2 separate regions of the Homo sapiens genome follow, and region 2 is linked to region 1. A link is an interaction called in ENCODE POLR2A ChIA-PET data of the cell type or tissue named here. Cell type or tissue: HepG2. All regions are shown on one strand. Links, peaks and the distances in the headings refer to the core of each region. The heading gives the core; the rest is flanking DNA.

What was found. Peaks named below come from ENCODE experiments on the same cell type or tissue, not always from the same donor. Only the 100,000 strongest peaks of a DNase experiment are listed, where the experiment ranks them.
Region 2: POLR2A ChIA-PET joins it to region 1 with 6 read pairs; 3 of 35 experiments call an interaction of 5 or more read pairs at or near these places.

The regions. Positions count from the first base shown.
Region 1 is chr13:94,302,177-94,307,566 of GRCh38, forward strand. It overlaps GPC6 (glypican 6), which reads left to right. Exons shown (of 9, transcript NM_005708.5): 6 at 3,804-3,947. Among named protein-coding and RNA genes, the nearest start is that of GPC6-AS1, 120 kb to the left of the region's middle. In HepG2, for the core only: no CTCF peak of the experiment used is centred there; DNase peaks (open chromatin) are centred at 1,585 and 3,045.
Region 2 is chr13:94,206,178-94,211,567 of GRCh38, forward strand. All of the region lies in intron 4 of GPC6 (glypican 6), which reads left to right. Among named protein-coding and RNA genes, the nearest start is that of GPC6-AS1, 21 kb to the left of the region's middle. In HepG2, for the core only: no CTCF peak of the experiment used is centred there; no DNase peak of the experiment used is centred there.

The DNA.
Region 1 (5,390 bases), core at 55-5,054:
TGAACTGGGTGGCTTATGAAAAACAGAAATTTATTTGTCACATTTCTGGAGGCTGGGAAGTCTAAGATCAAGGCTTTAGCAGATTTGATGTCTGGTGAGGACCTGCATGGTGTTTTATAGATGATGGCACCTTCCCACTGTGTCCTCACATGAGACAAGGGTGCTGTCCGGATCATTTGTTGTTGTTTTTTTAATAAGGGCACTAATCCTATTCTTGAGGGTAGAGCCTAATCACCTCCCAAAGGACCTACCTCCTAATTCCATCACATCTGTGATTAGATTTCAACTTATGAATTCTTGGAGGACACAAATATTCAGACACATGTATTAAACATCAAATTATTAATTTTTACTTTGTAAGTCATCTAAGTTATATGATGGATATATGTTAAGGTATATTCTCAGTATAAGACTAATACAAAAGTTTTTTTATCATTTCTAAGCAAAAACAACGGCAAAGTACTCCTTTGTAAACCATTCTCATTAGGTTTTGTAAAATTCTGAAAAATAGCTCTTGATCCCTAGGCTGGGAACTTCTGTAATGGAGGGGTCCTTGCGCCCAGAGCTCCCAAGATGGCCACGGGTGGCTTCCAAGATGGCGACAAGCCTCTTGATCTCTGACCTGGGGTTCTTGGCCTCACAGATTCCAAGGAATGGAATCTTGGGCCATGGGGTGAGTGTTACAGCTCTATTAGAAGCCGTGGGTCACGGAAGAGAACCGTGGAATCCAGCGACTAGTGCTTAGCTGAATTAGGACAAACCGAGGCACTTAGCCGTGCAGGAACAATGGCAAGCCTTTAGCCCCATCTGGAGCGGCAAGGGGCACCTCGCTGGATCAGGAGCACAGTGGACACCCGCGGGATCCGGAGGGGTGGGAGTCAGCAGTGGGTCTGCAACGGCAGCAAACAGCAGTGGTGGATGGTGAGCGAAAGCTCAGCTCCAGCCGTAACAAACACAGACCAGAAGAGTGTGCAGTTGCAAGATTTAATAGAGTGAAAACAGAGCTGCCATACAATGGGAGGGGACCCAAAGAGGGTAGCCCTTGCTGGCTGGAATGCCTGGGTTTATATCCCGATCATTGTCCCTCCCCCTGTGCTCTTAGGCGATAGATGATTGGCTATTTCTTTACCTCCTGTTTTGCCTAATTAGCATTTTAAGCTCTCTTTACTACCTGATCGGGTGTGAGCTAAGTTGCAAGCCTCGTGTTTAAAGGTGGATCCGGTCACCTTCCCAGCTAGGCTTCAGGATTCTTAATCGGCCTAGGAAATCCAGCTAGTCCTGTCTCTCACTTCCACACTAAAGGGTTTCTTTTATGGCACTTCTGTTTTTCTAAGGGTATGATAGGATCTCTGTTTAGGGGCTTTCAAGATGTGAGGTTGTTGTGACAGATTGTTATGTAGGTCTCCACCTGATTATGTGGCCAGGTGTTGTTTCCAAAGTAATTAGAAGTCAGTGTTTTCCTCAGTTTTGGTCACAGACCCAGTGATTTCTGCATGGAAGCTATCTTCAACATCCAAACCTGACCTAAATAACAGAAAGCTACTAGGCTATATTGACTAACCTATGTTCTGTAATAATTAACTCCCTCCAAAAAAAAAAAAAAAAAAAATTCCAGCAAACGTGAGGTTTTTCCATTATGATGAAATATCTCCCTAGAACACTAATATTCTTTCAGGGCATTCGTGTTTCTTTGATTTAACTTAACCCAGTGAGCCACATTTTTCCCAAAGGGTGAATTAAAAAGTCCATTAACTCTTTCAGTACATGGCTTCATGAAATCTCAGCAAGGCCGTTAGTATTGTTTCGCCTTAGGCTTTACATTTTTTAAAAGTCAGCTGTCACTTTCAAAGCAATCCAGAATAGCACACTCAACAGATCCCTGGAGCTTTGGAAATGTTAATGCCCTCCATCAGCAGCGACCTTGCCAGAGGGAAGTGATTTAGGCACTACGGAGAAAAGGGCCCACTATCTTTATCACATCGGTTTACACCATCAGCTTCAGAAATTGTGTGAGAGAAGAATAATCAATAGTGTGTTAAGACCAATCTCGAGGAATGCCAAGACAAAGTACCGCCGCTCTGCAAAATGCTGAGTTGAAGGAGAACTTTTGAATACAACAAAAGAAAAATTAGCTGTAGTGGTAAAACAAAATGAATTGTGTCTCAAGACGGAATTTGTCATTGTGAATGGCACTCAGGAGCTCTCTGCGTACTTCAGTGGAATCACATCATATGCGTGATGAAAAATGGTTGTTTTAGAGTTAGACAACACAGAATGAAATAACAAAACTGGAACGAATGCGTTGCAAGTATACTACATGCAAGTTAAGGATCAGCCCATGTAAATAACCCCAAAAAGTTTACTGAAGGAAAAATATCTAGAAAAATCATCTGCTATGGAGAAATGGAAGAAATAGAATAAAGTTAAACTTCATCAAAGTTTCCTGAAAATGTTACTGCATTTCCTGTAGTTCTAGTAAAGGTATTATCTCTCGATAACCAGCACAGAGTGTAAAGCTTCTAAAAACAGCAAAGGAAGTGTCTCCACACCACCCTGAGTGAAATCACTGTGGAAAAGAACTGGCAGCTCAGTCTCTAAGATCATTACAATACAATGTTTGATTTCCCATAGCAATCTTAATTGTGACATGAACAGCTGTCAACAACAAAATTAGAGGAAGCTGTTATTATATGGATTTCATCCACATTTGCTTGTCCTATTTCTATACCACTGCTCAAGAGAGTGTTTTTAAAGAATTCTTCCAGTAGAGATTTTCATTACTCAAAGGGGAGTTACTGAAATTATTTGGCTTTATGTGCTATACAATGAAATAATTTGTCATGATAACAGGAATCCCAAACGGATGTTTATAGAATGCCAAATTCAAGTATGTAAAAGTGAGATACAATTCATTTAATCCTGAAATCATCCTGTGGAGTAACTATTGCAATCCCTATTTTTAGTACAGTTGATTCTCTTTATTGTAGTTATGTTCTATAAAGTCACTGCAAACATTGACTTAGCAAATACTGAACCGTTGCAGCAATGAGAAATACAAGGTTAGGCTCCTGCAAGCCACTGGGCACAACAGTTTCATCAACCAATCAATATGTAGCCTTGTGTTATGTGTGTTTCTGTGAAAAGACACCTTATTTAATATATATTGTTGATTCATTAACATTGAACTCATAGCACTATAACTCAGGCTTGAAGTTTGTCTAACATACATATTTTTGCTATAAGACACATTACACATCTTGTGGTTAGGAAAGCTTGACAGTACTTCAGCCCGATGCTTGGGGACCATTTTAAACATTGAAATCAACAAGAAAAAGCACAAAAATGTGAAAAACATTGTACTACATAGACCACAAAGAGAACACTTGTTTACAGTCTGAGAGCTGAAATAAGGAGAGTGTCTTCTCCAACCTCAGCTGGGAACATGACTCAGATTTTTTGGCACTGTGTCTCTATGTCCATGAGAGTGCTGTGAGTATTAATTCTGGGGTTACAAATAAATTTTAATGAGTAAGCAAATTTGCAAATATGTATCTACCAATAATAAGATTGACTGTGTATGCTGAAACTATGAGTCAGGGATTATAGTTGGTCACTGTGTATCTGTCTGGGTAATTCTTTCTGTTATATTAGTGGTTATACTTGTTTACATTTCAAAATTAGAGTTTATTGGAGGTAAAAGTTTCATAAGAAATGTGGACACCATTGCATTGCACATTTCTGCTTCATGAATTTAGGAGAAAACTCATTGTATAGCTGTTTTTACTTTTCAATGGTTCTTCCAGGTCTTTCAGGGATGTGGTCAGCCCAAACCTGCTCCAGCCCTCAGATCTGCCCGCTCAGCTCCTGAAAATTTTAATACACGTTTCAGGCCCTACAATCCTGAGGAAAGACCAACAACTGCTGCAGGCACAAGCTTGGACCGGCTGGTGAGTATTCACAGATTGATAACCATGGCGGATGCTTTGTTTTACCAAGGTCATTCTTTGAAACTCCCAGGAGATTCTGGAAAAGTTTGTTATAAGAGTCATCTCATGCTTATATCTGCCTCTGTTCTTAATTAGAATATTGAAAAGTAATGGGATCTTTCTTTTGGGTCATGTATTGGATTATTTAAGAAATCTATTAATCCATTAAGAAACTATTAATGCATGTATGCAGTGACCACATTTTCAACTTCTTATTTCTCATGAAATATTAATTTGAAAACTAAGTTGCCAGTTCTTCCAGAGATATAATTGCAATAGCACATTTCTTACTCATCTGCTTCAGTTCTTTTCTGAAAATGGTTATGTATTCAATTATGATATAATGCAAGTTTATTATGACTTCTTATTTGCAAAGTTTTCTGTTTGAAAGACCTTGCCCGGAAACCCCAAATCAATGTTACTATCATTTTTTTTTCTTTTTTATGTGTCTTTAAAAAGTTGGAATCCTTAGAATTAGTCACTCTTTGAGCTGTTTAGATGTGTGTCAGGGGACTTAGTGATATCCATCATCAAAGCAGTTTATAATACTCGGAAAATACAACCATAAACATAGTAAATACAATTTTTAAATGTGTTTTAAAGACCAAATTTTGCCATTTAAAAAAGCTCATAATTTCAAAGAAATACTGCCTGATTATTTTTAATTCAATTTCTTCCATTTGTAGTACTGTAAACACTTTATATACCTACAATTGTTAGTGCTATTAATGTTGCTTTGCCAATTATCTTGATGTAAAATTAACAGATAAAATCCTTAATGTCATAAAGCACTTGAACCACATCTGACTGTGTCATATAAACTTAGATCTCAAAGACTGCCAGTTATGAAAATACTTTTATTAGTCACTGTTATAAATTGCTTTATGATTTTAGTTAATATCCTTCTATAGTGTAGAACTCATAAGATTATATTGGTTGAATTTGGCCTCAAAGTAAGTACATCTCAGCATTTCTGTCTATAAAAATCAAATGTGCTTACAACCTAAAGGCCTATCCATGAAGTATCAAAATAAAGGGGTAACTAACTGTTACATTTTGTTATAAATTTATTGCCATTTATTAGCAAATAAAACCTTCTCTCTAGTGTAGATATTTGTAGTTGCTGCAACCTTCTACTTTACCTGGCTTATATCTATTCTTTTTTTTTTCCCTTGAGACGGGGCTTCACTCTGCCCCAGGCTGGAGTGCAGTGTCATGATCATGGCTCACTGCAAACTTGACCTGCTGGGCTCAAGTGATCCTCCTACCTTAGCTTACTGAGTAGCTGAGACCACAGGCATACACCACCATGCCCAGCTTTTTATTTTTTTGTAGAGGCGTGGTTTTGCCATGTTGTCCAGGCTGGTCTCGAACTCTTGAGCTCAAGCAATCCACCTGCCTCGA
Region 2 (5,390 bases), core at 307-5,306, 96 kb before region 1:
ACAAATAGAAAAGCTCGATCAGGAAAATGGTGCTTGGAAATGCTTTTCTATGAGAAGAAATAGATGAGAAGTGAATGAGAATATTCTATTCTTTTGTTGTTCTTGTTTGTGTCTCTTTTTTCTTTCTCATTCTCTCTGTGTCTCTCTAGTGGATGCTATGAAAAATGTGTCCCACATTCACACTACATGCTGCAGACCACATTATTTAATAACGGGAGTCTCAGCAGCCGTCTTCAGTAGTGTTCGTTTAATTTTCTATTAAGATTAGCATATTACTTATGGAGGGGTTTTTTTTGGTATTATATTTCATGATGCTTTGACACGTTGAGGCCTTGCTAATCCTGGAGAGACTACCTCTCCCACGGCTAGCTAATTCCTAAAAATAGCAAATAAGAGCCAGGCACGGCAGCTCACACCTGTAATCCTAGTGTGTTGGGAGGCTGAGGCGAGCAGATCGCTTGAGTCCAGGAGTTTGAGACCAGCCTGGGCAACATGGAGAGAGCCCATCTCTACAAAACATAGAAATATTAGCTGGGTGTAGTGGAATGCACCTGTAGTCCAGCTACTCAGCAGGCTGTGGTGGGAGGATCACTTGAGCCCAGAAGGCAGAGGTTGCAATGAGCTGAGATCGCGCCACTGCATTCCAACCTGGGTGACAGCGTGAGACCCTGTTTCAAAAAAGAAAATAAAAAACAAGATAGTAAACAATTTGCCTGTGTATTTGCCTTTCGTATGCAAACCAACCAGTCCAGAAACCATACTTCCAGTCACCCCCTTTATCTAACTCTCACCAAGCCAGTATTTCTTTACCCTAAATCATCTCATGACCAAGTAACAGATGACTAGAGACACCGCTAGAACCCACTGAAGTTACTCAAATTACCCAACCTTAAGCTTGCTCACTGAACTTACCCTATCTTGTCCATTCTTCCCCAGAAAACCACAATACAGGCTTTTCCAGGCTTTTTCCTTGTCTTTCCTGCCTCCCTGAGAGCCCTGGTGCTTACCCATGTGGCCCTGTCTGAGATACCTGTTCCTAGAGATCTGTGCTCCTTCCTTCATGGCATTCACGTCCATGTCTGCATGCATTACTATACCGCACTAAGACAAATCCTGGGTACATTTAAAAACAATTAGCAACCTTGGGGATTAAAATGAAAGCAAATCTTAACAAACCCATATTTCCGATCTTCCCACTAGCCCTCTGAAGTAAATGTAATCGTTCCCATTTTACAAGGAAGAAACTGAGGTTCATAGGCTGTTAAGTGTCTTGTCCTGAGGTATATGGCTGGTAAATGATTCCAACTTATATCTGTTAAACTCCAAGATACAGTCACTTCTATGAAGTGGACTATGACAAGTGGCATTTGGCTTGCTCACAAGGCAATAGATATCATCTCCAAAGAATAGAATGTATGTGCTCCTTAATTAATGCTTCTTTAATTTTCTAGAATGAATACTCTTTTTTTCCCCCTTAGGTGATGACCATCAGCAGAACTTAGTTACAGAGTAACTGATGTGGGAATATACATGATTGTGGGGAAGGAGCACAGGGCTGGGAATCTGGTGGTTTGGGTTGGAGTTCCAGCTTCCCTGCTGACCAATTACATATCCCTGGGCAAACTGTTGTTCTCTTAGGGGCTTCAACTTGCTCTTCTGTAAGCAGAAAGCCTGAATTATGTTGGTGCAAAAGTAATTGCGATTTACTTTTGCACCAACCTTACATTATTTTTGCACCAACTTCACATTATTTTTACAATTTATTATTTGAACGATCCCATTTGAGATAAATTACCAGCACCTCTGAGACCCAAAGTGTTGTAGAGAACGTAAAATTTATGACATGTCTCTCCAATCCATAGAGATTAGTAGTTTTTACATACTGGTTCATTTTTCTGGCATTACTAGGAGGACATTCATTGTAGGTTGCATTCATTTATTCAATAAGCATTTATTGAGGAACTGCTTGGTGCCAGTTAATTGGTGTGAAAAAGACATCATTCTTGCGTATACAAATAATTTCAAATATTTCTGCAAAAGGCTCTAACAAACATTTTTACAAAGTGTGTTTTTGGGTAAAGCACCTAGTGGCTTAAAACCTCAGGTTCTTCATGTCTGAAGTGGGCGTAAGTGCCTATTTCAGAGTGTTGTTGACAACTAAATAAGACAAAGCATATAAAGCAGTTAGTGTATCAGTAAGCACTCCATAATGTTAGCCCTTATTATAGTTTTCAGAAGGAGGAACAGCTGGCTGCCAAGATTAGTTATGGAAAACTTTTGGAAGGAGATGATATTTGATGTACGTCTTTAAAAAAATAAATAGAAATTCAAGGTGAAAAAGAAGGGAGAAAGAACTCCATGCAGGGAGGCCAGCGTGCACAGAGCACTGAGAGGTGGCTGTTTAGAAACCAAAGTGCAGGGATTTGTCCTTTTTGTTCTTTCTCCTTTTCCTTTTGCTTTAGCGCTAGACACAGGGGCTCCCACCTGTAATCCCAACATGATGGTGGGAGGCCAAGGCAGGAGGATCACTTGAGTTTGAGACAAATGTGGGCAGCAAAGCAAGACTCCCATCTCCCAAAAAAAAAAAAAAAAAAAAAAAAAACAAGCTGGGCCTGGTGATGCTCCCAGCTACTCGAGACGCTGAAGCGGGAGGATCCCTGGATCGCTTGAGCCCAGGAGCTCAAGGCTGCTGTGAGCTATGATCGTGCTACTGCACTCCAGCCTGGGAGATGGAGCAAGACCCTATCTCTAAAAAAACAAACAAACAGACAAAAAACTATTTTTTATTGCTTAATATTTTATTAAGATAACATCATAATTGATATATAATATATATTCATTACATGTATTATTTGTATTTAATTTGTCTATTATGTTTAAAGTTGTAGAATAGGTATGTGTAATATTTTATTAATATTTCCCCTTTCCCATCTGCACAACACTTGTCAAATATCCCAAGATAAATGAATTTCTTTAGGATTCCCTGGCCTCTGCAGACAGTGATTTTCTTAATCTCATTTTTTCTCAAGAAGGAAGAAAAGGCAATAATGTGACTCATGTTGTTTGTTCCCTTCCAGGGCTGTATTCTCCAGTCTTGTGGCTGCCTCTAGTACTTGGTTTGGTTGTTAGAGTGAGCATTATTTAGGCATGGTTTGTAATGGTTCCCTGGAGCTATTTGTGGAAGAGCTTATGTAATAAAATACATAATTATGAACTTGTTAAAAGAGACATTATTTACTCATTTGTCCAACATGGCTCCTTTCAGTCTACCTCATAAGTAAATCTATATTTAGTCAGTGTCATATTGATCTGCAACCAGAGTACACTTTAATGCTCCTGCAGAAATACGCCATAAAAAAAATAGCTTGATAAGAAAAATTCACTGCGGGTCTCATCTCATTTGAAAACGGCAGAAGAAGAAAAATTATACTTTCTTTTCCATTGTTTTCCCTTTTTTTAAGACAATACCAGAAAAATGAACTGTAATACACAGTTCTGATAATATCACTGTAGAGAATCTCTTTATAAATGTCATGCATTTTATGAAATTTAGTGTTAGAAAATAAATGACTAAAGATTACATAATTGTTGGATCTGTGTGTGACCTTAAATGAGTGTTCATTGTACCATTTTTTCTGTAAGTTTAATTTTTAATTTTTATTAATTAATTAATTTATTTATTTACTGAGAAGGGGTCCTGCTCTGTCAACCAGGCTGGAATGCAGTGGCACGAACACAGCTCACTACAGCCCCTCAACATCCAGGGCCCAAGCTATCTTCCCACCTCAGCCTCCTGAGTAGCTGGGACCACAGGCACATGCCACCACGCTGGGCTAATTTTTAAATTTTTTTTAGAGATTGGATCTTGCCATGATTCACAGGCTGGTCTCAAACTCCTGGTATCAAGCAATCCTCCCTCCTTAGTCTCACAAAGTGCTGGGATTACAGGCATGAGCAACCATGCCTAGCTGTATGTTTAATTTTTTTTTTTTTTTTTGAGACAGAGTCTCGCTGTGCCACCCAGGCTGGAGTATAGTGGCACAATCTCAGCTCACTGCAGCCTCTGCCTCCCAGGTTCATGCGATTCTCCCGCCTCAGCCTCCCAAGTAGCTGGGATTACAGGTTTCTGCCACCACGCCCAGCTAATTTTTGTATTTTTAGTAGAGACGGGGTTTCACTATGTTAGCCAGGCTGGTTCCAAACTCCTAACCTCAGGTGATCCACCCGCCTCAGCCTCCGAAAGTGCTGGGATTACAGGCATAAGCCACCGTGCCTGGCAAAAGTTTAACATTTTAAATAACTGTTCCTCAGCACTGCCCATAATTTAGGTAAATACTACTTAGAATTAGATAATTTAAGGTAAAGAATATGTCATATATACATGAAATTGTATTAGAACAGGAGGTAAAAATCAGAGTAAATTAGAATTTGTTTAAAACACAGAGTTAAACACTGTGAGAGCAGAAATTATTTTATAACCACCAATAGTACAAAGCTAAGCTTTCATCTTAAAGTTGTATGTTTGCATGTGAAATCATGCAGAGAATTACTTTAGTACTTAAAGAAAATAAAAACATTATGAATAAATGTTTATTTATTTGGTACTTAAAATCTAAATACCTTAGCACAAGTGGAAAAGCTCTAACTACAAATACCAGGGCATAAAACAAATCCTACATTACAGTTTTAAAATGTTTTACAGCTTAATACTGTTTTATTCATTGAGTCAGAAATTTCCGTGTGAGTACGGGAGTTTACACTTGTAAATCAGAAACCGTCGCAGTTAATTTTTTCACTCTATGGAGCAACCACTTTCGTCTGTGTGGGAGTGTTGGTCTACTGTAGCTGAAACAGACAAGACTAGGCCAGTGGAGACATTAAATGTGGCTGAAAATACCACTGATGTTCAACTTTCCTTCCTATCCTGTACTTATATTCAAAACTGTCATTTGGCTCATGGGTTTGGGTTTTTGTTTTGGGGTTTTGTTTTTTGTTTTGTTTTGTTTTCTGCACAGCCTAGAAATATTAGTAATCTTGCTGCTTCTGTGCCCTAAAATAATACTTTAGTTGCCTAAAATAACAAATGAATCTTTTGAGAAGAGCTTATTTATGTAGCAAGATACTGATTAGGGTATTTATTGGATACAATAACTAAGATTAAGTGCCTGAAGATTTATGTATCAGGAACTTTTCAACTTTGACTCCATCCAAAAATACTATGTCAGTATAAGAACGTAAAGAAAAATGCATTTACCTTTTGTCTCATAGCATAGAAAGCAAAGGTTATTTTTGTCAATTATGAGTAATAAAAAATAAGTTTATTTAAGGTATATATTTACATTTGGAGTGAGAGGATGATAAGAGGAGTCATTTGAAGGGAGTAAGTTAGC